2 separate regions of the Mus musculus genome follow, and region 2 is linked to region 1. The links are chromatin loops, found by intact Hi-C in ENCODE. Cell type or tissue: left cerebral cortex. All regions are shown on one strand. Links, peaks and the distances in the headings refer to the core of each region. The heading gives the core; the rest is flanking DNA.

The links. Hi-C counts contacts between places; a loop is a spot of excess contacts. Peaks named below come from ENCODE experiments on the same cell type or tissue, not always from the same donor. Only the 100,000 strongest peaks of a DNase experiment are listed, where the experiment ranks them.
Region 2: a loop joins it to region 1, with 2.2 times the contacts of the local background. A loop is called at or near these places in 5 of 42 quality-filtered maps.

The regions. Positions count from the first base shown.
Region 1 is chr7:81,698,812-81,714,657 of GRCm38, forward strand. Homer2 (homer scaffolding protein 2) reads right to left here and starts at 8,114. Exons shown (of 9, transcript NM_001164086.1): 1 at 7,948-8,114. The coding sequence starts at 7,952. It overlaps Gm32579 (a long non-coding RNA gene), which reads right to left. Exons shown (of 2, transcript XR_391652.2): 2 at 9,341-9,912. In left cerebral cortex, for the core only: CTCF peaks have their summits at 7,755 and 7,971; DNase peaks (open chromatin) are centred at 7,507, 7,973 and 8,348; H3K4me3 peaks cover 2,219 bases; H3K27ac peaks cover 1,756 bases.
Region 2 is chr7:81,618,347-81,634,192 of GRCm38, forward strand. It overlaps Homer2 (homer scaffolding protein 2), which reads right to left. Exons shown (of 9, transcript NM_001164086.1): 4 at 5,906-5,998; 5 at 230-336. Among named protein-coding and RNA genes, the nearest start is that of Gm51279, 13 kb to the left of the region's middle. In left cerebral cortex, for the core only: CTCF peaks have their summits at 8,333 (motif pointing left) and 10,149 (motif pointing right); no DNase peak of the experiment used is centred there.

The DNA of each region.
Region 1 (15,846 bases), core at 4,724-12,723:
GGGACCATGCCCCAGGGACTCTGGTGTTCTGAGAACCCTTTTCTCCATTGTAAACACACTGTGTGGTGCTCTTTGCTTTACATTTGACAAAGCAGAAGGAAGTTCTTTTCTTGTCAAAGGATAAGTTTCTATGCCCACCCGACTAGCCAAGGAGAAGTCGTCCTCTGGAAGTTGGAAATGGTCCAAGCTGAGGAGCCACTGTTGAATTTACCTGTTTATTCTTGTGTACGCATGCGTGTTCTATGATACTGGAGATGGTACCCTGGGATGTGGAGATGGTACCCTGGCCTTGAGCATCCTTGGCGAGTATTCTATCACTGCGCTACATCCCAGCCCTGGTGCTTGTTTTTTATGTTTAAAAAACTGTCTTATACCTAAAGCAAGGAATATAATGTCCCCCTGCATGTGCACCCTGTCAGTCCTCTCCTCAGGGGAATTTTCTTTGAAGAGAGAGGAAGGACAACGGTTCTTTGAAGCACAAAGAGGATTTCTAAATGGGACACAGGTGCTTTTGCTCCCAAAGAACTATCCTGTCTGAGTCTTAAAGCAGAATTACTTTGCCCCATATATCTAAACGACGAAGAACAGTGAGTGGGTCTCCGTCCACCACCCACCCTTAGCAACGATGACAGACACGTCCTTAATGTTCTCTCCACGGTTCACTAAGAAGCAGTGACTCACCCAAAATTACACAGGCTCCCCAAATTACTCAACGCTAATTGTGATCTTGGGCTCTTCTGCCATTCTTTTTTTCCCTGGTAATTCATTTAAAGCCAACAACTGCCTTAAGGAACTGTTGGAAAGACATTTTTAAAATACTCTGCCTTGCTCTTAGCAGGTTTACAAAAAAATGTATCAGATTTGGCAAAATGACAACTTAGAATTAGGTGTAGATTTAAATGATGGCGTATTTTTATAATTATTGGCAGAAGAAGATGTCCACTCAAGACTTTTTTTTTTTTTGGTTGTAAAAGTTATGTTAGAAAACAGATATGCAGAATGATTTCATCTTGTTAAAAATATATTTCCCTTTGTAGATATACATCTAGACACATCGTCACATACACACGAAGAGTCTGCAAAGGCTGGTAACCAACTGCTGGCGAAGGTTATCCCTGAGACATGGGATGTAAAGTCATTTTCACTTCCTTCTTCGTTCTTACTCCTTGATACGAAAATACAATATCTTTATAATTAGAACAAGAAGCAGAGCTATCTTCATTTTGTTGACAAACAAGAACAAAAAACAAATAGTAGATGAGAACGGGTGGAGGGAGCACAAGGACCACGAGGATGGGGCTGTAGAGCTGTCAGCGGCTGTGGAGGTGGCCCGTGGGACAGTGCTGCTGCAGGGGCAATGAGGACCTGAGTTCAGATCCCAAGACCCACATAAAAGCTGGATGTAGTGAGTGTCTACAATGTGCCTGGGGAGATGGGTGGATCCCAGGGGTCCACTGGCCAACCAAGCTAACTGCAATGGTGAGGTCTGGATTTAGTAAGACACTGTCTCAAACCACAAGAGACAGCCAAACAGCCAGACACACAAACACACACACACACACACACACACACACACACACACACACACAAAGACTGAGCTAGGAAGAACACAATGAATGAGCTCTGGGGCGAGGGTGCCAAGAGTGACCACACATTTGACTGAGGCATTACAGAAGAGCATGGTAATGTCCACACCACTGAGCCCTCAGAAAAGCAAATCATCTGCCCTGCTCCAAGCCCTTCTGCAGGGGATTGTACACAAGCTACAGATGGGACCTCAACCCAGTCCTAATTACCCTCAAGGTTAAGAACGGCAAGAGGCTTCCAGCATGCATGATGGTATTTCCCAAAATAGAAGTGACTCCAGACACTTGGTCCAGCCCCTGCTACCTGCTGACTCTTCACCTCTTCATCACTCTTCCTCTCGCCTTGATCGACCCCTGGACTTCTTCACTGATTGATAACATGCTGGGCATGCCCCTGTCTCAGAGCCTTTGCACTTGCTGTCGACTCCACCAAGAATACTCGTCCCTCTGCTCCCTCTGGGGCTTGCTTTGCTTCCGTTGGGTCTGTAAGCCCCCTTCTCAACGAGGCCTTCCTACTGGTTATTTAGAATCTCTTCTGCCACAGCATCTTTGAACCCATTCCCTTACTTTTGAGGGTGTCTAATAAGCGGGATTTTATAAATAAAACAAAAACAACCCAAAGAATATTTGTCCATACCTGATTACTTATTTGGCTGATATCTATGCATTTGGCATCTAGTTCCTTCCAAACTCTCTGCCTTTTCCCAATACAGATACTGAAGGAGATTGCTATTTAAATGAACTAGAGTCTTTTGGTACCTCTCCAGCGAGACATATTCCCCAATTTCCCCAAATGTATGGACCCCCCCATCACCTTTATACCCTTCAACCACAACATTTTGTTTACTCTCACAGCAGTTAAGCACAAAGCAAGCACCAGCATACGTGGCTTGTCTCCTTTTTAATATATATAAAACCCCACAAAAGCAGGAATTAACTAGTGGCTCTGCTCATCTCTGGGTCCCCAACAGCACTGGACAGATGTCTCACAGATGAAGGGTTCAAACTAAGTTTAGTGAAGTTGAACAACAACAAACAAACAAAAAACAAACAAAAAAAAACAAACAAACAAAACACTGGGCCAGGAGAAAGTAAGCTTATTTTAAAGCATCTTTAAATTTAGTTTTATGCAATGGATGTTTTGTCTGCATGTGCATCTACACACCAGTGTGTGCCTGGTGCCCACAGGGGCTAGAAGAGGCCGGTTGATCCCCCAGGGCTGACGAATGTGAGCCACCATGTGGGCACTAGGAATTAAACCTGTGTTCTCTGGAAGAGCAGCCGGGGCTCTTAACCAGTGAGCTGACTCCCCAGTCCCTGACGGACTCTATGGTAACTCAGAACCCAACGTAAAGGTCCATAACTTGTCAAAGAGCACAGTGTGGTTCCGAGGTGGGAAAGCACATCCGAAGAGTTAAGCAGTATAGATCACAGACGAGAGGCAGCCAGCCGGATCCAGTGACAGTGGCATCCGTCCACTGCGAGTAACCCGTGGCTGAACAAAGCAAGCAAGTGCGAAATGCAGGCGGCCAGTGAAACAGTAGACCTTATTTGTGAACACCGACAAAAATCAGCTAAAGTTGCAACAGCCAATAGGCTGCCTTTTCTGTTGGCCTTTTATAGATGGCAAGATGATTTATAGATCGGTGACAGCACCTGGCCTGAAAAATTAACTCACATCACAATAAAAACCAAATGGCTTAGCATTAAAACAAAACTGCATCCAAACCATCCCTCTCTCTTGGCCCTGTGACTCCCCACTTAAGGAAATCATATAGAAGGTCCAAAAAACATCACCCTTTTCCTCCTGGCACCTGAGCAAGGCTCCCACCATGCAGATAGTAACCCAATCAGAAAATATGTATGGCAGGCCTGTGAGGAAACTGTGCCACGAGTTGGGGTGCAATGGTGAAAAGGTGGGTCCCATCTTCCTGGAATAGTTAAGGATGATGGAGTATAAACAAGTCAACAAAGCCCAGGTAATCACAGCTGTGCTATGGCAAGGGCCTGCAGTCTACACAGGCGGGGCTCTGAGAGTCCTGGGAAGCAGTCCTCTTGGGGTGGTGGCCGGAAAGACTGATCCTGATGTCAGTGTATGAAGGAGGGCAGAAGATGTCTGCAAAGCCAGGGTACAAGGATTTCAGGCATCCAAGGCCCCAGGAATATGGATGAACACATTCCCAGTACTGCAGAGAATTCTATCAGATAGTGCTGAGCTAGGATGTGCTCTTGTACTGATGTAGAAAGGAAGAAAGTGGACCTTAGGAAAGGTGGGGAGAGGTGGGACGAAGGGGTCCTCCATAAAGGAGGCCAGGAATCTTCAGAATGTGGTAGGTGGCCCTGCAGAGTGACTGGTGACACTGGAGATAAGGTAGAAAGAAGCCCGAGCCTTTGTCCCATGAAGAGTGTTGAGACAGGAGAGTGACAAGATCTGATTTGCAATCTTAAAAGCTAGTCACTTGGCTCCTAGGAAAAGACTAGACTGGCAGTAACCCAGTGTGGAAGCTGGGGGTGGGTTGAAAAGTTTATTTTTCCAAGAGGAAGGCAGTGATGGGCAGGACTAGAGCCAGCACTGTGGTTACTGTGTGGAGTGAGCATGCTCCAGACCTATTTGAGAAGTAGAACTCACAGGGCCAATGACAGCCTAGATATGGGATTGGGGAGGCGGGAGGGGGTGGAGGTGGGTAGGGAGGTGGGGAGAACCAGGTATGACTCTTGGCAAATTATCAGAAGGGCAGTGGGGCCACTGACTGGGTGGGATGACAGAGGGAAGGTGAACTCCGGCAGCAACAGCAAGAACCCCAGAGATGGACGAACTAGAAGCACAGGCCTTTCTCAGAAATAAAAATGTAGGGTTGATGATATATAGGCAGTGATGTTTAAAGCCCTGTTGGTGATGAGGGTAAGTTGAGGAATTGGATAACATGACCTGGAAAAAGAGTGGTGACCCAGAAAGGGGACCAGGAGCAGCTCCTGAGCATAGCCACCACTGGGAGTCAGACAATGGAGCAACCAGTGGGAACACTGAGCCTCAGAACCAAGGGAAAGGAAAGGCAGATGGGTGTGATGTCAGAGGAGCTGAGAGGGGCTAAGAGGGGAGCTCGCAAGGAGAAGGGCAGGCCTCCAGTGAGGAACACCGAGGAGGGGTGGGAGAAGAGAGGGGCTGGCATCTAGAAGCTACTATGCTGGGGTGAAGGCAGAGGCCAGACTAGAGTATGGAGGACAAATGCACTATCTGTGAGATGTTGTCAGAGGGACAAGGAGATGGACCAGAAGCAGGACAGGTATGCAGGATCAGGAAGCGGAACAGCCACTAGCTACACGCTGCTACTCAAGTCACACCCTGAGTCACAGTAGGTGCATTAAAGTGCCCCGTAGCCTCAAGTGGCTGATAACTGACCTTAAGGCTACAGCACATTCCCAGTGCTGCAGAGAGTTCTATGGGACAGTGCCGAGCTAGAGTGTGCTTCTGACCTGATGCTGAGGGGAAGATAAGAAAGAAAGAAAGCAATCTTCCCAGAAGGTGAAAGGGTCTGGGCAGAGTCTACATCAGTAGAGAGCTGTCGGGCCATCAACAAACAGGCAGGAAAGAGTAACAGCTAATATATCCGACTTTGGCTACTTTGTGGGTTCTTCTTTCTTCCATCCTTCTCCATTCTTTTTCCACCTTTCAACCTCCTAACACTAGATAGGAGAGAAAAAAGGATGGAGGGGAAAGCGGGTAACATTATTGTTAGACTATTTCCTAATGGTTAGGGACATCAAGTTCCTTGGGGGCAAGTTTGATCTTCACCACCAGAATATCTAATTTCCTCTTGATGTTTCTTCTTTGCACATGACTACTTAACAACCTGCTACCAACCAACAACCCACACCCTCTTGGGGCTCTAGCATTTATACCCTCTGAAAAGTCCCCAAAATGCCAATAGTCAGACAATCGCAGAGACTATCTACTGCAGGCAAAATCACACCCCTGCCAGAGGACAAGGCAAATCACAATCAGCTGCTGTGGACAGTCTGAAGGAGCCCCGTATCCCACACCTGGGATTAAAACGAAAACATTCTTACAATATTTCTGTGTTTTGTAAAGAAACCAAAATTCTTACTATAAGCTTCCTTCTTGCTGTAGGAAGGGCAGGAAGATGGAGGGAGAGGTTCCTTTGGTCTGTAACTGCCACTTGGTCCAAGAAAGAGGAGCCAGAAGCATGGACAAAAAGGGCGAGCAACATCTGAAAGGAGCCAGTTGAAAACAGCTGCCTCAGGGAGGGAACGGGAGCAAACACTGGAGATAGCACATACTTAATGCAGAACACTTCGCAGAAGGAAAAGGGCAGTAGACACCTAAGGGGGAATAGAGCCTCACCAAAGAAAGGAAACCACTCAGGCAGTTGGTTTTTATTTCCTTAAACCCATGTCTCATCTGTCTACACTGCAGAGCCCTGAGGAGGTCTGACAAAACTCTAGCCAGGTCTGCCACAGGCTGCTTCTTGTTGGTGCTTCCCTCCCATGCTCATCCTGTACAACTCCCAGAAAGGATGGCAGTGGTTCTATCTTTTATTAAAATGGCTCCCTCCATCCACCTCCTCCGTCTAAACTATTTATCCAGCCTTTAGCCCCATCTCAGTTTATAACCATGGCTTGTACAGTCACATAAACTACAGAAGAAAATATATGGTAAAATGGCAGGGAGAGGTAAGAGCTACAAACCAGCCATTCGCTACAAGAAGTGAGTAATACCCATTTATTGAGTGATGTTAAAATGACATGAAAGACATGTGCTGCGTTTAAACAAAATGCCCAAGCTACTCCTCCCTGCTTTTACACAAACAAAAATTATTTTCTGGAATTTTCTTTGAGCTTTTATGAGTAAATGTTTTCATTCCCACAGACCTATTTTAACCCCAGAGTTTCAGTATTTGTTTCTGATTTGCAAGTAGGCTCACTGGTTTTGTGTCACCCGAGGGGGAGGGGCAGAGGAAGAGTTAAAATCACCAGGTCCTTTTACCTTCCACGTGTGCCAACTCCTTCCCAAAGCTTTTGTTTTTTAACTATGAAACCTGAGCGTCTCAAAGATTCCTTCTGCTCAAAGATGAGTTCTTTCATATCTGCTGAGAGATGGCTGAAAATGTTACAAAAATCTGCCTTCTGGGTAGGATGACTGTCTATCTCTGGCCTCCCAGTCGTCCAACATAAGTCTCTTGGATAGGCATCAATATTCCTAAGCAAACTTCCGATGGGCCCTCTGTCCCCCTTGTTCCATCTTGGCGTCCACAGCCATCTGCTCTCCTACCCGGAGCTCTACCTTGCTTGCCTCTGCTCCCTCCAAAACTCTACCAGCTCCACGGAGAAAGCCACTCCTGAGGCTTGTCTGGAGCTAAGCACAGTAAAGCCACTGCCCCATAGGGGCTGGTGGGGCCACCAGGGCGATCATGACTCTTCCCATGGCACCCATCCCCAAAGGGAAGCTAGTTCTCTAGACCACCTACACAGCAGAGGCCTCTGGGCCCCATGAAAGGCTGTTTGAAGAACACTGGGCTCAGCAGCAGAAGACAGACCTCTGATGTCCTTAACCATCCTCATGGCCAGTCAGGCAGTGGCCTAGCTTCTGCCGGTGAGCAACCACACACTAAGTATTCCCCTTTTACAAATGTATCAGCTGTTCAAGCTGGGAGAAGTCTCCCAACTAAACCGGCCTCAGTTTCCTCTTGTGGAGAGCAAGCACACAAACCATATCTCGCATAGAGACTGAAACACCATGAGTGTGCGCTCACATCGGCGAGCAGATGTAAAGAGTTACTGTGTTATTAGCACAGTGGCTCCTGACTCACAGCGCCTACTGCTCGGAGAGACGCCGAAGAGAAATCAATCCTGCTTTTAAAATTACTTTATATACTCAGGAGCATTAGTCACTTCAACTGAGTGCTCCAACTTCCCTCCCAAGCATCTGGAGCCTCACCTAGGTGCCTAACAGATTGTCGCATCTCAACGCTGCCTACAAGTCCACTATTCCTACGCTGAAGGGTTATTATTGGGTGTGTTTCCTTTCCAGGAAAACTTCGATTTCTATGTCGCTGGCTGTAAATGCAGCCGTGAAGAAAGGCAAACTGCTTTTCACACTCACAAACCCAGGCCCTGGAGTTGCTCGCGCTAGGGGCAAGGAGACCGCGGAATGGCCGAGGCGCCGAGACCAGCCCGGGTGCGGGTCCCCGCCAGGTGTCTCCGCGCCCGGCTGGCTGAGACGGGAAGGGCCGTGGGCTCCAGGCGCAAAGTCCGCGCCCAGGCCGGGGGCGCCCCGAGCTCCCGCCGCAGCACGCGACCGGCGGCCCGTAGCCCCTCGCGGGCGCTCCGCGAGCTCACTCACCCCATCTCCGGCGCTGCTCGTGCGGCCGCTCCGACGGGGCCCCTGGCGTTCGCTCTCCGCCCGCTCGGCAGCTGCTCCCCGCGCGGCACATGCGGCGGCCCGAGTGCGCCCGGCTCAGCCCCGGCGCCGTTCCATTCCGCCGGCTGCGCGGCTGCTCTGCCGGTGTCGGGGCCGCCGCCAGGCGCGGGCGGGCGGGAGGGCGGGGGCTGGGCGGCCGGGGGCTGGGCGGCCGCGCTCGGGCGGAGCCGCCGGTCCCTCCCGCCCGCTCCTTACGTAACCTCGTGGCCCCCGGGCCGCCGCCGCCCGCCTGGAGCTGGGGGCGCGGCAGCGTGTGCAGCGTCCCCCGCGCTGCCGCGCAGTCGCCGCTTCTTCCAGCAGCCCCCTCCTCTCCTGTGTCGACCCCGCACCCGCGCGCCCTGCCAAGCTTGGCGCCGCGCCTCGGACGGGATGTCCCACCTGCTGGACTTGAAGTCGCAGCTGGCAGGGACTTTTTGGCCACCTTTAGTTTGCAGATGAGGGAACCGAAGCCCCCCAGGGAGGAGAAATGATGTGACCAAGGTCACAGTCTCAGATTAGATCTCACGTCTCCAGAGTCTGAGATGGGCAGGACCACGATTTGCTCCCCACCCCATTTAATGCCCACCTTCGTCTTCCTGCCCACCTGTCTGGCTGAGTGGCCTTAAAATCCTGGAGGGTAAGATGGCAAGGAGGATTCTGTAGCCCAAAGCAGGTTCCCTGAACTCTTCCCTGGGTAAAGACAGAAACGCACACCCTCAGCATAGCGAGTTGGCAAAATTTGAGAGGCTTCCTTAAGCTTGGCTATGATTCCCTACCAAAGGCCAGCACTGGAGCCAACCTAACCATCACCCCACACTGGGCCTTCCACGGGATTGTCTTCGGCTGAGCACACATTGCCCACACAAGCCTGGCATCTCTGGACAGACAGGGACTGGGAGGAGAAGGCAAGGACAAGCAACTGGAATAGGGCCACCACCGTGCCCCTGCCCTCATTTCCCTTCAGGCCACTGTGACTAGCTACCTAGCTCCTTCACCTCACAAGAGCACCCACCCCATTTCTAAACGGTGGTCAGTAATTTCTGAAATACAAGTTGATCTGAGGCTCCCCTCCCACTGTCCTTGGGATGAGCCTGGCCAGTCCACTACCACCTCCAGCCCTCTCACTTTGCCCTTGCTCGCCGCACTCCAGCCAGCTGGCCATTCTCTCAGCCTACCCACGTGCTCTTCTTTCTGTCTGGGAAGATTTTTTTCCCCTTCATTCCTACATGTGCTTCAGATCACTGTTACACTGTCGCGTCCCTTAGGGGCTTAACCGAAGGCCGTGGATGGCATTGTTCCGGTCCATTTTTCTTCCTTGCACTTACTGTTAGTAGTATCTCGTGTAAAATTATTGGTTTAATATTCCAGACACACCTGCAAACTCTTAGAAAGATGTGGCTTTTTGCCCATAATTGTAACCTCTACTACCTACAATGGGAATTCAAAGTCTTCCACCAATATTTGTTGAATGAATAAGTAAACAGACCAAGCCCTATCTATACAAAATTGGTCAGGATCTGTGCACACAGGTGACTCTGTTTAGAGCCAAGACTAATGAACAGTCAGCCCCAGAGGAAGTTCTTCTAACACAAGCTGAATTCCAAAGACCAGGGCTGTGCCAAGGTGCTGAAGGGAAGGGGTCACTGGTAAAGTCCCAGAAAGAAGCCAGAAGTAGGAGGATCAAAAGCAGGAGCCAGCAAATGTGTGTTAGGGGTATGGAAAACAAGACTCTGAGCAAAGGAGCCCAGTGGTGTTCAAGCCCTGGCTGGGAGGTCCATCTCTTTGCTCCTCAGATAGACAGGGTGCACCCACATCACCTTGGCAGGATGCAATGAGGCCAAGCAGGTGGGGTGGTGAATCGCAGCCAGTGCTCTGTGGTTAAATTGGCTGTCCTCTGTGTAGAAGGCTCTGAGGGAAGAGAGAGAGGAAGGGTGGATCAAACTCAAGGTCTGGGAAGGGATGTGCTTTCTTCACCTTCTCCAAGCTACTCTAGGAAGAGGGGTGTGGAGAAAGTGGACTCTGCTACTCTTCTCCTCTCCTTCAACCCAAGGCTTCCCGGGCAGTTCTCTCTGATGGCTCCCTACTCCGTCTCATTTTCTCGAGTCATCTTCACTGCACTCTCTCATCATCTTGGACTCTTCCCAAGAGATGGGCATTCACTTCCCAGTTAGAGGTCTTGCTGGCAAACACTTACTGTGGAGCATCACTCCTCCCTGTGATCAATACCCTAGTTGACAATGGAGAAGGCTGAAAGGAAGAGACTCTGTGCCCGTGGCTAAGGCCAGGCTAGAGAGAGTCTACATAGGCCAGTTAGCTGGGTATAAAAGGTGCCGGTGGTGAGGACAAAGCTGAGAAAGAAAGACCGTGGTCTTGGAGAAAACAGGGGAGAGTGTGATCTGAGCCTAATAGATGAACTAGTCCTGGAGAAGGGAAGAGGTTTTGCCTCAGGCAGGAAAGGCTGGGGCAAGATTTACCTGGAGAGCCTCTGAGGAAGCAAGGACACCTAGTGAGCATGCAGGAGAGAACAGATAGGAGAGAAGTAAAATTAGAAACAGAAGAATTGGGGCTAGAGAGATGGCTCAACCATTAAGAGCTCTGACTGCTCTTCTGACGTTCCTGAGTTCAAATCTCAGCAACCACATGGTGGCTTACAATCATCTGATAATGAGATCTGACACACTCTTCTGGTACTGTCTAAAGACAGCTACAGTGTACTTAGATATAATAATAAATACAGAGTTGAGCAGGCTCAACTGAATTCAAATTCCAGCAGCCACATGATGGCTCACAACCATCATCAGTACAGCTACAGTGTACTCACATACATAAAACTAAATAAATCTTAAAAAAAGAAAAAGAAAAGAAAAGAAACAGAAGAATTACAGCCAAACACTAGGCAGAGCCAGGGGAACCCCATAAGAAGACAGGGAGAAAGGATTGTGGGAGCCAGAAGGGTCAAAGATATCAGGAGAACACAGCCCACAGAATCAACTAAGCAAGGTTCATGGAGCTCACAGACACTGAAGGGACAATCAGATCCTGTATGAGTCTGAACTAGGGTCTCTGCATATATGTTATAATTGTGTAGCTTGGTGTTCTTGTAGGACTCCTAACAGTGTGTGGGGGGGTGTCTTTTGCCTGCTCTTGGGACCCTTATCCTCCTACTGGGTTGCCTCATCCAGCCTTGATATAAGGGTTTGTGCTCAGTCCTATTTTACCTTGCTTTGCTGTGTTCGGTTGATATCCCTACTCCTAGGGATATTCTTTTTCTGAAGAAAAATGGAGAAAGGGTGGTTCTCGGGGAGAGGAGAGGTCAGGAGGAATGGAGGAATGGAGGGAATGGAAACTGTAAGAGTAATAAGAAAAAAAAACCATAAACATAGGAGTTGGGAAAAAATTTTAAAAACAGAGTGTTAGACAAAGCTGTAGTTGGAAATAGGGCGAGTGCTGCTTCTGAAGGCTGGAGGCCACACTCTGACCACCATAAGCTCAGGGACTCAGAACATTTGTCATTCTGTGCGGGTATCAGATCTGGTGATCACTGGGCACAGACCTTGGGCTGAGGATTCTGCGTCCTAACTGGACCAGATCAGATAACCTTGAAGAGCTTGTCAGCAAGCTATAGCCAAGTCAGTAAAGTAAGGAAATGAAGGGACGGCTGCAGCTCAGTGGCAGCATGCTTGCCTGCATCCCCAAAGCCCTGAGCTCCACTACTAGTGTCACAACAAATGGAAACAGAGCAGCTCCCTCGTGCCTACTAGCTCGCCAGAGACTCCTGGGCAAAGAAGCACCATGCAGACTCTGTGCCTAGCAAGCTAGTAGTACTCCATAACTTGCTGGCTTCTTGCTCTCAAGGGCTAGCTTCTGGAGATGCGAGGCAGGAAAAAGGTAAGTTGAGCCTCTGAGACATCTTTAAAGTTATGACTACTACTAGTTGTAGTAGTAGCAGTAGCGGTAGTAGAAGTACTTATTGTGTGTGCATGCTTTGTTCAAGTGCAGATATTCATGCTATGGTGCACATGGTGTAGACAGCTTTAGGAAGTCCTTCCCTTCTGCTGTGAGTTCTGGGTATTGAACTTTACCCACTGAGCCACCTTGCCAGCTTCACTTAAAGCATCCTGTCTTTCCAAAAAAAATAATATTAAGAAGAACATGGCCCCAAACGACAGAATTCCAGCTGTAATCCCAGCACTAAGGAGGCTAAGGAAGATCACTACAAGTCCAAGGTCAGTCTGGGCTATGCTGTGAGATGTTCTCCCTAAACAAACAGAAACAAACCAACCTGACTTGGTATAGACGGTGTCAAAGGATACAGATGTTCCAGGCATGGTGGCATGTGCTTGCAATCCCAGCCACTCAGAGGCAGAGGCAGGAAGATCCAGGCCAATCAGGGCTGAAGAGTGAGACTTTCACTCCTGCCGCCCCCCAAAAGGATATACAACAATGGTGAGATGTATAAAATAAATATATGTAGGATGGTTTAAACTACCATCACCATCTCCTATGCTCCACATAAGGATAGGCAGAACTTAGTGACTTGATTCCAAAGAATAAGATATGGAAAGTGGAACAGTTCCTCGATAGTGAAAGCCCCTGGCAGCTGCTGTCTTAACCACAAGACTAGCCAAGGTTACTATCACCAGTGATGTCTCGTGGACGTTATATACTTCTTTTGAGAGGGTATGACAAAGAGGGCCTTCACTTATGTGGTATTTCCCTCCGAATCCATAACACCAGTCTGTTCATGAGAAGTACTACAGGCAGTGTTAATGTGAGAAACCGTTTGTAAATGCCTGGCCAATTCTCAAAGCTGTCATGGTCATCATGTACAAGAGAAGATGGGAGAGCTACCAAGACCAGAGGAGACTATGGAATGTGGCAACTACCAATATGGTATCTAGATTAGATCCTGAAAGGAGAAAACCTGATTAAATCTTGAGTTGTCCAGATGACTCATTGGGTAGAGGTGGTTGCTAAACAGACCTGGAAACTGACATTCAGTCTCCAAAAACACGTAAACAGGAGAGAACTCTTACTCTACACATGTGTTCTGACCTCCCATGTACACCAAGGCATGCAAGCCTCCCTGCCCCCACAAAAAATAAATACAACTTAAAAAAAAATCTAAAACTTACAAATCTAGAGTTTGTTAATAATGTAACCCTGTTGATCCCTTACTTAAATAACAAAGGTCTCGTGGTAATATAAGATGTTAAAAGGGGAAACTGGGCAGCCAAAATACCTTATCCCTTTAATCCAAGCACTCAGGTGTCAGAGGCATTCAAATCTTTGAGTTCAAGATCAGCCTTACACAGTAAGTTTTTCAAGACAGCCAGAGCTAAATAGTAAAACCCCTGCCTTAAAAACAAAAACAAAGGCTAAAGAAATGTGGTTAAGGGTGCTGACTGCTATTCCAGAGGTCCTGGGTTCAAATCCTAGCACTCCCATAGCAGCTTAAAACTGTCTAAGATCTGACACTCACAAAGACATGCATGCAGGCAAAACACTAATGCATATAAAATAGAGGTAAATAAAACTTAAAACAACAATAAATATAAGAGGATGGTTGGGAGAAGGGACTATGGGAACATTCTATATGATTTCTGATTTTTGTTTGTTTGTTCGTTTGTTCATTTGTTTGTTTTTAAAACAGAATCTCATTATGAAGCTCTGGCTGTACAGGAACTTAGTATGTACACCAAGCTGGTCTCTAACTCACGGATATCTGTCTGTTTCTGCTTCCCAAGTACGGAGATGAAAGGTGCATGTGCCACATCTGGCTTTCTATACTATGTTTAAAACTTTCCGCCAAAGTCTAAAATTATCTGAAATAAAATATTTATTTAAAAATATAAATAGGATGATGAGATAGCCCAGCATATAAGGGCACTTTTTGCCACTCCTGAGGACATGAGTTCAATCCCTGGAACATGGTAGAAGAAGAGAACTAACTATGATAACTTGACACATCCTGTCTGTCTCTCTGTCTGTCTCTCTGTGTCTGCTGTCTGTCTGTCTGTCTGTCTGTCTGTCTGTCTCTCTCTCTCTCTCTCTCTCTCTCTCTCACACACACACACACACACACACACACACACACAAAATCAGTCCTGCATATATGTTAGGCAGCTGCACACTAGAACAAGAGATTTATCAAGAAGATCTGCTCATTTAAACATTTTTGCATGTCTCCTACATCCAGCCACTGAAGTCAACAACGTTTTTTAGACTGAAACCAGGTAAGAAATATATTTTACTACAACTGGACACTTGCACTCTCTATGATTTTACGTACATTGAAAGGAAAAAAGTTATACAGGAAAATTCTTCTCCTCTTACCTGAAGTACATTCTGACAGTTTTAATTCTAGGCCATTTCTAAAAGCAGCCCTGCTCAGAGCCTACTAAATTGATTTGAAACCTGTAATCTATCTATCTATCTATCTATCTATCTATCTATCTATCTATCTATCTATCTATTTATTTATCTTTTCTTTCAACAGCAAAATTAAGCTGGAGCATATAGATATAATGTTATCATTAGTGAGCTGGGTGTCTATGTCACTGATACAGAGACTGATACATTGTTTCCAAACATGAAAGTCCAATTCACTCAATTTCATATGAAATAAATATCCCATTAGAGTCATGAATTAATGGAAAATTATTAATTACTATAAAAGCTATTAGACCACATGTGTAAAAATAGAAAAGCAATCATTCCTTCAACAAATATTGTTCATCTACTGTGTACCTGGTACCATGAGAGGTATTAGGGATACAGTGCTCAGGAAAATAGGCCACAGTCCTTCTGCCACATATCTAGAAGACTTCAAAGAATGCTCGAACCAATTGACCACTAAGATATAAAGTTGTGACTGAGTGACTGAAGGCTCTAAGCTAGGTTAGTGAGGAATGGCCTCTTTAAAGAGGCATTTAGGACATTTGAAGACTAAGAGTCTTCAATCAGGAAGTGTGTGGCCCAAGAGGTCCCAGGCAGAGAAAACTGCAAAGGCTCTAGAGTGACATAGAATTAGGTGAGTGAAAACCCAGAAGGGGATCAGTCAGTGTGGCTAGAATAAGGGAAGTCTAGCAAAGCACAGACAGGTGAGGGAGGTGTGCGGGACCTGGGGCATGGCTGAGAATCTGTGATTCATCCAAGCACACTGAGAAGCCACTGATGTGCTGGAAATGCCATGATCTGGTCTTCATTGTTAAAAGGTCACTCTGTCTCCTGGGAGAAGGAACAAGAAGGGATCAAGCTTTTGGGGGGTGGAGCGTCAGATTTCCTCAGAGATGGGGTCCCTGGCTGTTTGTCCATGATCTAGTGACCAGAGTCTAGTAGATGGACACCCTTTGCCTTTGTGAATACAGGCAGCACTAAGTGGACTCAGTAAGAAAAAAAAAAAAGGCAGGAAGTTGGGAGGGAGATTGAGAGTCTTAGACAGAGTTGGAAGGGAGGTGGATAACTGAAGCACATTGTGTATATGTATGAAATTCTCAAAAAAAATAAATAAAATATACTAAAAAGGGAGTCACTGAAGGTTGGCTTAGAAAACAAAAGAGGAAAAGCTGAGAGACCAGTTAAAGAGGCTCTGCCCCATCCTCTATCCAGGGGTGAAGGATGGATCACAAACTAGAGAACTAAGTCAACAGGACTTACCGAGATGTACAATGTGTTTAAAGATATGAAGTTCAGGAAATAATCCTGGTTACAGCTGCTCTATGATGACGGTCCTATGGACAGGGCAACGGCTTCACAGCAGGGGACCGCAGGGACTGCGTGGAAGGATGGGTATCACACCTAGCACAACATTGAGTCCTGGCTCAGACATTGGCCATCCCT
Region 2 (15,846 bases), core at 4,220-12,219, 81 kb before region 1:
CGCTCACTGACACCGACAGACAGGTGATGAAGCCAACTGCTCGTCCTCTGACCAGGAGGCAGAATGTGATGCTCTGAGCAGGACCCTGCCCGGTGGGAAAGGCTTTCAGGAAACACAGCGCAGGGAGCGGGGTGTGTGTGTGTGTGTGTGTGTGCGCGTGCGTGTGTGTGTGTGTGTGTGTGTGTGTGTGTGTGTGTGCGCGCGCGCGCGTGTGCTGAAGCAACCTCACCTCTGTGTCAGCGCGATCTTCAGCTTGTCATTCTCAGACTTGAGGTGAGTGTCGGCTGGGCTCGCGTGAGAGGCCTTTTCGTCGTCTGTGCCATTGACGCTGGATGCCTGAGTGGAAGACGGGGTTTCACACCCAGATTCCTGGCCAAAGTGAATTATCTTCACATGTTACTGCTTGTCCTTACATTGGCAGCAAGTTAGGCATAATGAGAAAATATGAGTTTATGAGTCTGGACAAACCCACTCATTGAACCAGAGTGCAGTGTAGACTAACCAGCAGAAAGGCTGACCAAGACAATCAGTCACAGGGCCTAAGGGCCCAGAACACTCCACACAGCATTGGTAAGTTGTGATTTGCTGACCAGATGATACCTGGGGCCACCACTCAGAGCTTTTTAATTCAAACTTTACCTTCCTATTTTCTATGTTCAATCCCTATCAAACTTGAATATCTCCTTAAATACCCCAGGACAGAAGTCACAATTATAAACAACAGAGACTAAGGAGTTCAGTGTCCTTGAGGATCTTGAAAGAGTGTCAGAAACAGGAATGATGGACAGATCCCGGGACTACGGACAGTTAGATGAGCACACTTATTAAAAACACAGGAACCAGATAGGGGTGTTTGCTAGGTCAATGCTGCTAAGCGTTCTTATGAATATCCTGAAGTGGTTTCTGTAAAGTGCCACAAGGAGGGAACCTCATCTGGTCTGGAGTAAGATCTCAGCCCTCATTTCGCCTCCACCAGGCACACAGGCAAACAGAGGCACTGTGGGGCGAATAGTGTACAAATCTGACTAACCTAAAGGAGAAGCCGCAACTAAAACTAAAACACGAACTGAAACCTGGGGAAAATATATGCAGCAGGCATTAAACGTAAAATTTAAAGACCTTTTCCATGTTGAAAATCTTGAGTCACTTTTAAAAAATTAAAATGATTTTATTTACATATGTGTGTGTGCGCGCGTGCACGCATGTGCATGCATGTATGTGGAGGTCAGAGAACAACTTCCAGGAGTCTATTCTCTTCTTCCACCGCATGTTCCTTGGACTGATCTTATGTCATTTAGGTCACTGGGTGTTCATGGCCAGGGCTCTCGCCTGGGAGCCATCTCACTGGCCCAAGAATCCTCTCTTTTAAAAATAATTTTGGATGTATGCAGATACCCTGGAATGCCTTTAAAACATGGGATAGGGAGTAGGTGTAGCGGCCACAATAAAACAACTGGTCATGGAAGTTCACTACATAGTCTATTCTATAATTATATAGTATATGTTTAAATTTTTCACATATTAGAAAGTATGCAAAGCCAACAGCTGAGGCTGCCTGGACAAGCCTTGCACATGGTTCAGCCAGGAATATTCTAGCATGGAGGGTGGGGCTCAAGAGCTGTCACCCCTAACTGAAGAGCTACTGAGAGCTGATGCCTTCTGGGAGAGGAAGACTCAATTCTTAGTCCCTGGTGGGTCAGCCATGCTCCTGTGCACAGTCTCACACCCAAGAGTCTAACGGCAGCATGGACCAAACTTGGTGGGGTGGGGGGAGGAAGAAAGGAAGAAAAGAAAAGAACAGAAGTTGGAAGGGGAGGTGGGGTGGACATGGGAGGCATACATTGTGTGAAATTCTCCAAGAATTAATAAAAATATTATTATATAGTTAATACTATATTAAAACTTGTAAAGCCCTTAGAAATCAACATATGAATATTTTACTCTTTCAAAAAGTAAAGAAAGACTATTGATAACTACAAAAGAAGAAATGTACATAATCAATTAGCATAAAAACATTTAATGTCGGCCGGGCGTGGTGGCGCACGCCTTTAATCCCAGCACTCGGGAGGCATGAGGCAGGTGGATTTCTGAGTTTGAGGCTAGCCTGGTCTACAGAGTGAGTTCCAGGACAGTCAGGGCTATACAGAGAAACCCTGTCTCAAAACACCAAAAAAAAAAAAAAAAAAAAAAAGAAAGAAAGAAAGAAAGAAAAGAAAACCATTTAATGTCACTAAAAATGGGAAGATCCAATGAAGACACACTTTTCATCTGTCAAACCAACAAATTTTCTTAGTGAGCTGTGGGAAGCAAAGCCCTTACTCACTGCTGGTGGGAGTCGGCATTGAACATCGCTGTGGGCTAAGAGCACAGAGCACCTCAGCACTTTAAATGCCCACACCTCAACCATGTTTCCATTTCCAGAATTTATCCTGCAGAGAAGCAATCAATGCTCAAAGATGGGCAGGAACACTCATTACCATGGTATTTATGTCAGTGAAAAAAAGTAGAAAAGACACAGCCATCTCAAACGGTAAGGAGTCAAAGGAATGAGCCTTGGTGAAACTGGAATATTACTTGGGCATATTCTAGTTTATAGCAGGTTTGAAAGGGAATACTGGAAACCAGGAGGAAATGGTCACAACTCTCAAAATATTTTCTTAAAAGGTTAAAAGGAGTAATAATAAAAAAGTACCTGACATATGTAACAAACTACCAGCCCATCTCGTGGTTGATATGGAATGTATTCTGTGCTTGGTTTCCAGCCCCGGGGCTTGAACCCAGGGCCTTGTGCTTGTCAGGCAATATTTGGCTGCATCCTAGCCAAAAGGCAGGTGGGTCTGTCTGTCTGTCTGTCTTTCTTCTTTCTTTCTCTCTCTCTCTCTCTCTCTTTCTCTTTCTCTCTCTCTCTCTCTCTCTCTCTCTCTCTCTCTCTCTCTTTCTTTCTTTCTTTCTTTCCAGTCTGCTATGTTGTATTTCTTTTATTCCCTCTCTCTGTCTCTCTGTCTCTCTCTCACACACACACAACCTACAATAAGTGTTTTTGTAATTTGGGTGTTTAGGTTTTCAGATTTTCAACTATTTGGAAAAGGTGGTCAGAGTGTTCATTCATTGGAAAGACTCAGTGGATGGATGGTTCAGGAAAAGGAAAACACACTCACACGTCAGAGTATATACTAAAGCCTAGGAGACAAAACCTCGTTTCTAATGTCTTAGGTACGCTTATCCAACAAGATAATCATAAAGCAAAACTTTCGAGACTACGCCGGGGCCTAGCAAACACAGAAGTAGATGCTCACAGTCAGCTATTGGATGGGTCACAGGGACCCCAATGGAGGAGCTAGAAGAGAAAGTACCCAAGGAGCTAAAGAGATCTGCAACCCTGTAGGTGGAACAACATTATGAACTAACCAGTACCCCGGAGCTCTTGGCTCTAGCTGCATATGTATCAAAAGATGGCCTAGTCGGCCATCACTGGAAAGAGAGGCCCATTGGTCATGCAAACTTTATATGCCCCAGTACAGGGGAACGCCAGGGCCAAAAAGTGGGAGTGGGTGGGTAGGGGAGTGGGGGGGAGGGTATGGGGGACTTTTGGGATAGCATTAGAAATGTAAATGAGGAAAATACCTAATAAAAAATATAAAAATAATAAAGCAAAACTTTCTAGATAAATGAAGGTATTTAAGTATAAAGATATCTAGCTGGGCGTGGTGGCACACGCCTTTAATCCCAGCACTCGGGAGGCAGAGGCAGGCAGATTTCTGAGTTCAAGGCCAGCCTGGTCTACAAAGTGAGTTCCAGGACAGCCAGGGCTATACAGAGAAACCCTGTCTCGAAAAACCAAAAAAAAAAAAAAAAAAAAAAAAAAAAAAAAAGTATAAAGCTATCACAAACAAAATGTGGTACTCAGGAAAAGGCAGTGTATTAGAACTCTCTTTGTCAGGAACCATTTCTGCAGAGTGAATCGACCGTTTAAAAATGCCCATTATGGGGTGCGGGCTGGAGAGATTACTCAGTGGTTAAGAGTGCCTATTACAGCCAGACAGTGGTACAGCAGGCCTTTAGCCCTAGCTCTCAGGGGGCAGAGGCAGGGGATCTCAGAGTTCAAGGCCAGCCTGGTCTACATAGCAAGTTCCAGGACAACCAGGGCTACACAGAGAAACCTTGTCCCAAGAACAAAAAAATAAACAACAACAACGACAAAGCATGCATATTCCTCTCCCAGAGGAGCCCGGTTCAATTGCTAGCATCTGTGATTTCTATCAGGTGATTTATCACAGCCTGCAATTCCAGCCCCAGGGGACCTGAGGCTATTGGCCTCCTCAGGCACCGTCCCCAGTACATGACATGCAGACACACACACACACACACACACACACACACACACACACACACACACACAAACATACAGCAGATTTTTTAAAAATGAAAAAAAAAATGAGTTCCTACCCACATTTCCATTTCAAGATCTCATGTGATTACTCAATAATTATCACAGTAAATCAAGCTGTCACTTGGATCAGGGAGTAGTTAAAGTTCCCATCCACCAGAAGCCTAGCATATATTCAATCTATAGCTCCTCCTGGATTCTCTATGGCAAGCCCAGTGGGTGTATAAGTCTAGAGACCTAGGTCTGCCTGTGCCAATCATCCCAGCCTCCAAGTCTGCTGGCAAATGCAGGTCCCGGTGGCTGGCACCCTCTGTGACTCTGCTCCGCCTCTGGGTGTCACACTGGGGTTTCTCCTTCCCGGGGGCCCCTGCTGAGCCCAGTCCTGAGTGTCGGACATGACTGTTTCAGATACCCAGTCTTCCTGGTTCTCTCATTGGAGCTGACCTCTTTCTGACACAGCAACCCAGGCTAAGCTATCCTCCCCACCCCCAGCCCCTGCAGCCTTATGGGACACGTCCTTCCTCAGTACCTACACCTCTTACTCATGTCCTATAATAACTCCGAAGGCTACTGACCGCCTGGTTAATGAGCTGGATGATAAATAACGAAGACTCCCAGACCTCACAGTGTCTCCAGACTTATCTCCATCCCTGATGCACAGGTATGCAGGACAGACAGACATCCAGGCTGTTTGGCTCAACCATCATTCTCGACCAAATCCCAGTCCTGCTCCTGGAGTCCCCTGTCCGTCCCCATTCCTACCTCCACGATGATTAAGCCTTTTCTTATCAACAAAGACATCAGGTATGCTGGTGCCTTTTTCTTTTTATTTCAGGTTAAAAATGGGTCCTTTATAGCCATCATTGTCATGCTTTTAAGCAGACAGACAGACAGACTACTCAAACCCTGGCAAAGCAGGATCTCTCAGACTTAGAACTGAGGGGACACCATCCTCTATCTGCCTTCTGTTCAGACAGGGAGAGGCTTGGAGCTCTCCCGTAACAAACATTTCCCTAGTGAGCAGGAACATCCTGCTACGGACTTCCAAATGATCCGTGAACACACATGTAAACACTGCCTGTCCTCCAGGCTGCTAGAGTTCAAGAAATCACCAACCCTGATGGAGCATGATATGTCTTACCGCAAACTTTGTGCGCTAACCAAGCCCCATACCAAATCCTGGCCTTGAGCAGGCTAAGTGAGTGCTGTGCCACAAAGCCACACCCTGACCTTTAAACACAGTGACTGCAGAAGTTCTTCATGGGCCAGGACCAGGTGACTCCGATTGCATCAGTGGCTTTCCTCAAAAATACAGTACCACACCTGAGACATTCCAAGTCTCATGAACACATGTCACTTGTATCTCACCGAGAGCAGGCTAATAGTTGAAAGAAAAAAAATTCCTTCAGAATATCCTGCTGCTAAAATTACCCATTTCTTGCCAGAAGTGACAAGGAGTAAGGAATCTCAATTACTGATCACACTCAGATGCATCTCGGGGACAAATGACTTACTTACTTGGGAATGATTGCTGGAGGTCTCGGTTTTCTCCTGGGACTTGTCTCTGGCTAGCCTGGCAGCTTCTCTTACCTCCTGGAACTTCTCTGCAAACTGAACATATGGAACAGTTATTAGGACTTACTTTAATCTTATTCGTGGCCATATCCAGTACCTACCTTTATTATTTTGTATCCACGTTAAGCCTATAAATTCTGTACAAATGGCAGAAAAATTCTGCCATTCAAAGGAAATAAGATAAGAAATTCCTTTTTCCAATAAACACCACCGATCATGGTCAGACTGGAACCAGTCTCAGAGTTCCTGTGGCTAGCTGGATGCAGTAACTGAGAGGAAGCACGAATTTAAAATCCTCTGATTCACAGTAACTAAGACAAAGACATCACAGGAGGAAGCCATGCCAGGGGAAAGGGAAAGAAGGCCAGCTGCCGGCTGCCATGTGCACACCTGCAACTCCAGAACTTGGGAGGCTGCGCTGAGAGAATTGAAAGTTCAAAGCCAGCTCATGCCACAAAAAGAGGTGTAGGGCAGCCTGCTTTATGAACAATGAGGCCCCGTCACACTGACGCCGCCACCACCACGGCAGAACAGCAGTAGCAACAAAAGAACAGACACCTAAAATGTTAGGGGGAAGGCTTTAGGTACCAGACAGCAAAATGCCATAAACAGCCTATGATTAGATCTTTAATTATCACACAATTTACTCTGAAATGCTTCAGCAAGAAAGGCGAAGCATGATAAAATGTTAAAGTGGTGGTTAATCTTCGCAGTCAGCTTGATTAGATTTGCAATCACCTTGGAGGCGCACTTCTTTATAGTCTTCCAAAGAGGTGTTACCAAGGAGGACACACTCTGAGCATACAGGAGGAGGACACACCCTGAGCGTAGACCCAATCCTATGGGCTGAGATCTGGGGATGCTAAGGGGAGGCAATAAGAGCTGAGGGCCAGCGTTCATCTCCCTGCTTCTTGTCTACAGACGCAGTGGGACCAAGCCAGCCACTTCCTGTCTTCCTTACCCCGAGGGACTACACCTTCAAAGCAGGAGCCAAAAGAAACCCTTCTTTAGGTTGCATTTGTCACAGCAACGAGAAAACCAACCAACACAATTAACAGACATCTGGCTGATACACAGTTTATTATCCTACGTTCTCTATTTTTAAAATGTTTTAATATTGCTATATTTCTAAAAGGATTTATTTATTTATTTGTTTTATGTATGTGAGTACACTGTTGCTGTTTTCAGACACACCAGAAGAGGGCATCAAGTCCCATTACAGATGGTTGTGAGCCACCATGGGGTTGCTGGGAATTGAACTCAGGACCCCTAGAAGAGCAGTCAGTGCTCTTAAACACTGAGCCATCTCTCCAGCCCTATATTTCTATAACTTAAAAATCCTAAAGTCAGGATTAGGGAGAGGGCTCAATAGTTAAGAGAACACAGCGCTCTTGTAGAGGGCCTGAATTTGGTTCCTCGTTCCCAGGTCAGATGGCTCACAACCACCTGTAACTTCAGCTCCAGTAGACCTAACTCCTTTTTCTGGAATCTCTGTGCACTGCACTTAAGTACATAACCCTCCCCACACAGACACACACATACACATAATCTAAAGTAAGCGCTCAGAGAATCTTTTTTAAAATCCTAAAGTCACAGGGTAATCACACCAGTTACTGGCTCAGAGTCACTGACAGGCAAGAGTTTAATTAGCAGTATACCATTAGACCATTGAATTACTTAAAGATAATGCTGGTATTGTATATCTAAGAAGGCTAAAATGGCAACAATGAGAAACAGGAAAAGCCAGCAGGCTGCCAGACCCTGACAATTCTGGAGGCTCTGTTATATGCTCATTTATGTGTGAACACAGGCTCTCTCCTCTGAGCCTGCTTTCTGGACCCCAGCAGACAGAACCCCATATGAGGAGAAAAGGGCACACTTCCTATTCCAGCCTGTGCTGCACCCCGCCCCCCTCCCTCCACAGACCCACTAACCAAGCCACAGACACAAGGCTTCAAACCTGACCACTCCAAAGCTGTCAGAGGAAAACCATCTCTGCTGCTTAGGCACATGAGACTAATTGGGGACGGATGGATAATGCCACTCCCTCTTAGAGGGACCACGATGGGGAGAGGCCCTGCCTCTCCTGGAAAACTCCGACACCCTGCCCCGGGCAGAGAACAGGCACAGGCATGCTGTGAGCTCCGGAACTCTAAGTCTGTAAAGGATTTTGCTCATATTCAAACAGACACAAAGTAAAAAGGAAATTTCAGGGGGAAAGAAAAGCTTTAAAGTAACAAGAAAGAAGAGTGCGGCCAGAGATGGCTTAGCTTTGAGAGCACTTAGTGACCTTGTAGACTGCAGGGCTTTGGTTCCCAGCAGCCACAAGGGAGTTCACAACTCCAGTTCTGGGTGTTCTGGTGCCCTCTTCTGGCCTCTTCAGGTACTGCATGCATATAGTGTCTCAGATACAGTTTCAGGAAATGCTCATTTAAAATGTTTTATAAGCTGAGCACGGTGGCTCATGCCATAATCTCAGCACTTGAGAAGCTGAGGCAGGAGGACTACTCAGAGTTGAAAGCCACCAAGCCTTGGCTACACAATGAATTCTAAGCCTGGACTATAGTGTGAGACTCTATCTCAAAAAGCAAAAACAACTCCCCAGAAAACAACAGCAGCAAAACCAACAACAACAACAAAAACCTAAACAAACAAAACCTATACATTACCAGTTGATACAGGACAGAGCGGAATGAGCCCTGAGAACTATGTCTTGTCAACTAAAGGAAACTGAGCTCAGGGCAGAAGGCAAACAGCCGGTGAATGTAGAAGTTATTCAGCCACAGTGAGTAGGAGGCAAGTGTGCCGAGCCCCTGATGAATTAAAAGGCAGTTATGAAAAAGACCAACTTTGGAAATCAGTCCTGGGTGCAATCAGAATCAAGCATTTATCAATCCACAGCTTGGAAGACATGAAAGAAAGTCATAGAAGTGACAGGTTTGAAGATGCAATAATTCAAAGCTTTTAAATGGAGAAAAAACAAAAAACAAAGACAAAAAACAAAACAAAAGAAACAAACAAACAAAAAGCAAATCCCCACTCAGAAGGGAAACAGCAGCCAGGGAACTGTCCTCAGCCGGGAGAGGATAACACAAAAAAGGACCATTACTGCTTGACAGAGTTCACACACGATGAAAAGGAAAATATAAAAAATGCCAATAAATAAGTGGTGAGATTCATGAGCAAAATACAGCAAATAAACAGCATATAACTAGGGTTGTACAGCCTGGCTGGAAATTTGAAGCAAAAATAATGAGGTGCCATTCTTTGCCTGTAAAATTAGCACAGGCTAAACACAATCCTAAACCCGGGTGCTGGCAAGTTCGTTCTGGTCTTGGTCCGTGTTTTGGTACAGCCCCACTGAGAAGCAATTTGGAAGTACATATTGTGAGTGACAAAAATACTCATACCTACCGACACAGTGATAGAGCTCCCGGGAAACCACAGAGAAAATAATTGAGGATATGAAAAAAGGGGGCCTTCAATGCAGTGATCATAATCCCAGAATTATCCACAATAATGAAAACCTGGATGTGATCCAAAGCCCGTGAGCAGGCCGGGAGAACGCTACCGGGAGAGCCGAGGCAGGAGCGGAAGACCCAGGAAGTTATCATCCAGTGGAGACCACCTCTGGGTCTAAAGCCTTCTAATATTTCTACCTTATTATATTAAAAAGCATATATGTGTGCAAGCATAGAAAAATACTGTTTTAATTTTTTGCTATTATTGTGTCTGTTGGAGGATAGCCTGTGGCAGTTTCTCTCTGCACTTTGACATGGGTCTCGGGGATCAAACTCAGGAGGATATGCGTGGGCAAGCGCCTTACCTGCTGAGCCATCTCAGTAGCCCCAGAAAAGGATGCTTTTAAAACCTACGGTTTCATCACCTAAAGAAGAGCTCTAGCCAATAAAGTTCTGACATATTTCTATATGTATACATGCATTCATCACTTCTTTTAAATGACACTGCAGATCTCACCTCATAGCCAATTCTGAAATTAATAATATGGCATTAATACTTCAAGCATTTGTATGACCTTCTACTAGATTATCTTCAGCGCCGCACAATATTATCCTGAAGGACGCACGAGGCTATTTAATCAATTTTCTTTTTCCTTTCTTTCTTTTTATTTTTTAAAATTTATTTATTTATTATGTGTAAGTACACTGTAGCTGTCTTCAGACACTCCAGAAGAGGGCATCAGATCTCCTTATGGATGGTTGTGAGCCACCAAGTGATTGCTGGGATTTGAACTCAGGACCTTTGGAAGAGCAGTCAGTGCTCTTAACGGCTGAGCCCTTCTTTTTATTTTTTAAATATGGGGTCTCACTATATAGCCTTGACTAACGTGGAACTCACAGAGATCTGTCTGCCTCTGCATCCCGAGCGCTGGGATTAAAGACGTGCGTCACCTCGTCCCGTTAACCAGGTTCCTTATGTTTGCTTGTTTGCTTCTTACTTTGACCGGGCAAGAATATCCCTGTAGTAGCTACACCATGCCACCAATATTTCCTTACAGTTTCCTAAGTGAGACTTACAGATAGAAGAACATTTAATACAGGGTTTTCTGAAATATATTGCCAAGTATTTTTGGTATGTTGTTGTTGTTTTTAATTCTGAGGTCATTTTATAAAGTTTCTAAAGTTACAATCATTTTAATCAAAACTGTCATCATTTATGAAAAGCAAGAATGCTTGACCTCTTGTGTGGCTATTTGGGGGTGAGGTGGCTCCTGAAGATCTGAACTCTGTTGCTTATCTATTAAAACCTGAGTGCTTTCTTTTCTACTAGCTTAACGGAATCTCACCGTTGTCTGGAATGGTGAGGAGTGATGGGGTTGGTCAGGTTCATCATGGCAACCGACTTTATTCTTTATTCTGTTTGTTTTGGAATGAAAGGCTGGGCACCCAGGGCTTGCAAGAGAGCCAAAGAAGATGTCTAGCACTGGTTTGTTTTTTATTCAGAAAAGTGCTGGCCCACCTCTGCCTCCTGCTTGCTTCCATGGATGCAGGATGGCTAGAGCTTGAGAAGAAAGACCAAAAAAAAAAAAGGAAAAACAAACAAAAGAAAAGGCACCAATCTCTCAGAGCGGAAGCAGGGTGTCTCAGGCTCTGTTCTGCTGCTGCGAGGAGGCACCGAGACCAAGGCAAAGCTCCTGGAAGGAAGCGTTAGCTTGGTCCTCCGTCACAACATATTTCCAATCTGGCCAGTTTGTGATGCTGTCACTGCTGTCCTGATCCAGGCCACTGTCATCTCTGACCTGGGCTTGTACTATCAATCCCTAATGGGTCACACTTCCACTCTTGCCTCCACCACCGTCTCTTATCAATACAGCAGCTATAGCTAGTGATGTACATCTGCAATCCTAGCACTCAGAGGTCAAAGGCAAGAGGATGACAAACTTGAGGCCAGCCTGGGCTATCTATGCGTTCTCTCTCTGTCTCTCTGTCTCTCTGTCTGTCTCTCTGTCTCTCTTACACACACACACACACACACACACACACACACACACACACACCTCTGTTTTAGTCATTGTCATATTGCTGTGAAGAGACACCCTGACCAAGACAACACTTAAAGAAGAAAGTATTTAGTTGGGAGCTTGCTTGCAGCTGTTGAGGGTTAGTTTACTGTCCTCGTGGCAGGGAGCACATGGCATGCATGGAGCTGGAACAGTAGCTGAGAGTCACATCCTGATCCATAGGCAGAGAGCGGTGTTGGGCCTGGTGTGGGCTTTTGAAACCTCCAAGCCCACCCCCAGTGACACACTTCCTCTAACAAGGCCACACCCCCTGATCTTTCTAATCCTCCTCAAATAGTGCCCCTCTCTGATGACTCGGCATTCAAATACATGAGAGTATGAGGGCTGTTCTTATTCAAATCACCACACAGTGCCAGCGAAAGAAACTTTGCACAGTAAGATTAATGGTATCCGTTTAAGCACCGTAGTCATATTTTGTGTTACTTGCAGCCACAAGCACTCTAACTAAAACATATCAAGAGAATGCCTAATGGCTGCAGGTAGAAAACTGGCCCTTACACTAGGTGACTGGAGAGACAGGATAGAGGTGCTGCTCTTATGATCACAGTGAATAAGGGAATGTGAGGGACATGCAGCAGGTTATGGGTTATTATTTATTATTTATTTATTGCGGGTGTACACATATACCATGGCAGGCATGTAGGGTCAGAGGACACCTCGCAGGAGTTCTCTCCTTACACCATGTGGGTACCTAGGCTTGCCCTTGGAGGTAGAAAAAACAAAAAACAAAACAAAACACCAACTTATGAGAGAAAAGGCTTACTTTAGCTCACAATTGAAATAGTTGATTCTATCCACAGTCAAGAGCAAAGAGAAACGAATGTGTGTTCGCTTCCTTGTGCTCAGCTCAAATGCCTCACTCTCACATCATATCAGGGATCCCCTGCCTAGGGAATGGTATCGCCCACAGTGGATTGGGTCTCCTTGTATTAATTAACAAAGGCAATTATCTACAGAGATACGCACAGGCCAACCCAAGGTAGACAATTCCTCATTGAGATCCTTTCTCAGGTGGTTCTACAACTGTCAAGTTGACAGTTAAGGTAAGCACTACACCCCAGATTGAATTGTGGAAGCTGAAAGCATCTGCCACATATGCAGATGGGGTTGCGCTGCATCCACCACAGGGCGGTGGAGATTCTATTCTGGGCCATTCCCTTAATTAAGAACCTGTTTCCTCTGTCTGCGGTGAGTGAGAAGGGAGAAAACTCAGAACAGTAGGAATGTGCGGTCAGATGCCGGAACGATGAACTTTAATGACCGCCTCGATCGCCCTGCTACCTGGTTCTACCTCTGCTAGGTTTTTTTTTCCTTCCAGAACCGCATCTTACCAGAGCAAGCCCGTTTCTTTCCACCATTCCTCAGGACGCCGAGGAACTGTGTCTTCCCTAGTGGGTGGACACACAGATCCCCATTCGATTCCAGGAATATATAACTTTTCTTATTTTTGGAAAGCCTGTCTAAGAAGCAGAAGGACTCGGTGCCATACTTCCTGGGCTGTAGTTCTGGAGTGGTCCTTCTAATGAAAGCTGCGAAGAACAAGGTATCTATTTTCCTTCTGGGGGTTGGAGAGAGAAGCACATATGAAGTGTTCTTAAGTGAAAATGTCCACGCTGGTGTTTCTCTCTCCAGCCCACAATGTCTGATTACCGATCCTGCTGTAGGCTGTGGGTGGGTGCACTGAGAAGTCAGAAATACCCAGTCACAGCTGCCCTTCAGCGCACGAGCTTAGGAACCTTCAGGCCCGGTTCCCTCTGTGCTAGTTAATTGCCCCTTGTTGAGGCTGCTAGCCTCAGTTCATGGCAATTTATCAGTGTGTGGTTAATCGCTCCCTTCAAAGAAAAAGGAAAAGCTGATTTGAAGTATTTTTGGATAAAGGACATACTTGAGAGCGTGTCTCAGAAATCTCTGTGATGATGGCAGGTCATAGTCACAGAGCAGAGACATCAGTATTGTCAGAGACTGGGGACTCAGGAAGAAGGGACACTCCTCCTTAATAACAGGACATTTTCTTCATCTGGGAGAAACTGGAAGTAGCTCAGATCAAGGTCTTTTCAGGTCCCAAGGCAGGAACATTCACAGTTTGTTCTAGTTTCTGTTTGGAGTTGTCCTTTGATTCTTTCCCGTGGAAGCGTCTCCTTCACCCGTCCTCACTACCTTTGCTCTACAGAATGAAAGGATTGTACCAGGAAGCTGAGTGCCTCTCTCAAACTACCCTTGGCTCCTGGGAACTTCTGGGCCTGGACAGACAGAGGCAGAAGCCTGAGCTGAGCTGGGCAGGACCCGATGCTTGCCCAGCAGCCTGAGCCTACAGGGCCAACTATGCAGGCTGAAGAATGAATGGGTGGGCCTAAGTGCTAGGTAAGATGGGGAAATCTCCAGGGTCTCCTCTCCCTACCCCACAGCTCATGGGGCTGGAAACCACACAAGCCCCTGCTCCACTGCAGACACAGGAGGTCTCAGCCACCATCACAGTGCACGCTGGTCCTTTCTGCCACCAAGGCTCTGCATCTGCCCTCTCTCCCCCACTTCAGAAGAGGTTGCCTCCACCCCACCGCCATCATCCCTGGGGCTTGGGCTCCCTCACTCATCTGCCAAAGTTCTGCCATTTAAAAAAAAAAATTCTTTAAAATTCTCTATCTCTTCTACAAATCATCCTCAGGGCTACCCTGAACTGAATCTGACTTTATTTCCAGGAAAATAAAATAAAATAAAATATGCCTATCTGAAATGCAAATCTGGTTACTTTACTACTGGGTTAAAATCCTTCTAAGGTCACAAGATAAAATTCAGAAATCCCAGCATGCTCTACAAGACCTTCCAAAAGCTGGCTTCTAGCAGTCACACCAACTCAGGGAAGACTTGGTAACAGTCTGTGGCTCCCCTCTACAGCACACAGCATGGTGCCAGTGCTGGCGCTGGGACTGCTGCTTCCTGCTATTGGAATGGCAATGGGACACCTGGACGCTTGCCTTGGGAACCCGACCGACCCAAGAGTACAAGAAAAGTGGCCATCCACACTAGACCTGGGAAAATCGGCAAGGCCAGAGGTGTACGGGAAGGGAAGAAACAATTAGTGACACAAGACATTTGGGAACAAACAATGTTGTGGGTCACAAGTTTAACCACTCCCTAAAAAAATAGTCTTATTCCTCATGAATGCCCCTCAGAAATCCCCCTCTTCAGAAGACAAGTCTTTCTGAGCCAGGCAGCAGGAAGGGCTCTGTGGGGCCCCCACCCAACCTCCTTACAACCAAAAGACCTATGGATGAACTGACCACGGTGCCAGAAGAAAAGGCCCCACATGGTCTACGAAAGACACACCTGCTCTCCATAGACATCCTGACATCTGACGTCACAGAGTGCCCAGCTATTAATGGTACAGCAATGGGCATCACAGAGCAGAGTGAACAGCTAGCTCCCTGTAGAAGCTGGTCACATGGGGCCCTTTCTCCATAGACATAGTAGAACTTCACCGGGAATCGTGCTTCTGAGATGGCCAGGTATCTGCCAGCCCCCCTCACACCTTGATCTAGAGCAAGGCTGCCCAACCTTTCTAATGTTGAGACCCCCTTTGTATAGTTCCTCATGTTGTGGTGACCCCCCCAACCATAAAACGTTCTTCATTGCTACTTCATAACTGTGATTTTTGCTACTGTTATGAATTGTAAACATCTGACGCACAGATGACACAGCGAAAGGATCCTTCGCCTCCAGAGGGGTCGTGAGCCATAGGTGAGACTCACTGGTCAAGTGTCTTATTTACATCACACTGCTGAAGACCTAGGAAGTCTGTGGAGACTGCAAATACGGAGAAGCTTGAGTCTGTTGGCCAGAGGATCCTCTTCAGGTCCTGGAAGGCTTCATCAAGCTGCAGCAGGTTGGCTGAGCTCTGATATACTTCTCCCTATGAGAGGACCTCCCCACCTCTGCCCTGCCCCACCCCTACCCTGCTTCCAGAGTCACAGTACACAAGTGAAGCATAGTGGGACAGGGTTTAGGAGAAGAGTCCTCTCATGATAACCAATAGCCCGGTAACTTACTCTTTTCCTGCTGTGACCAGATACCGGCCAAGAACAAACTTAAGGGTGGGAGGGGTTATAGCTTAATAAGGGGTGTGGTTCACCACAGTTGGGAAGGCAGGGTAGTGGGAGGTAAAAAATGGCCACACCAAGAGTGGACAGGAAGTGAGGCCAAGCTATTAAATGTCAAGTCTGGTTCCTACAGAGCCACCTCCTCCATTGAGGCCCCGCATGCATGCTGAGGATCCTATAACCTTCCCAAACAGCATCACCAGGACCAAAGCCATGAGCCTCTGGGAGACATTTCACAGTCTAACTAT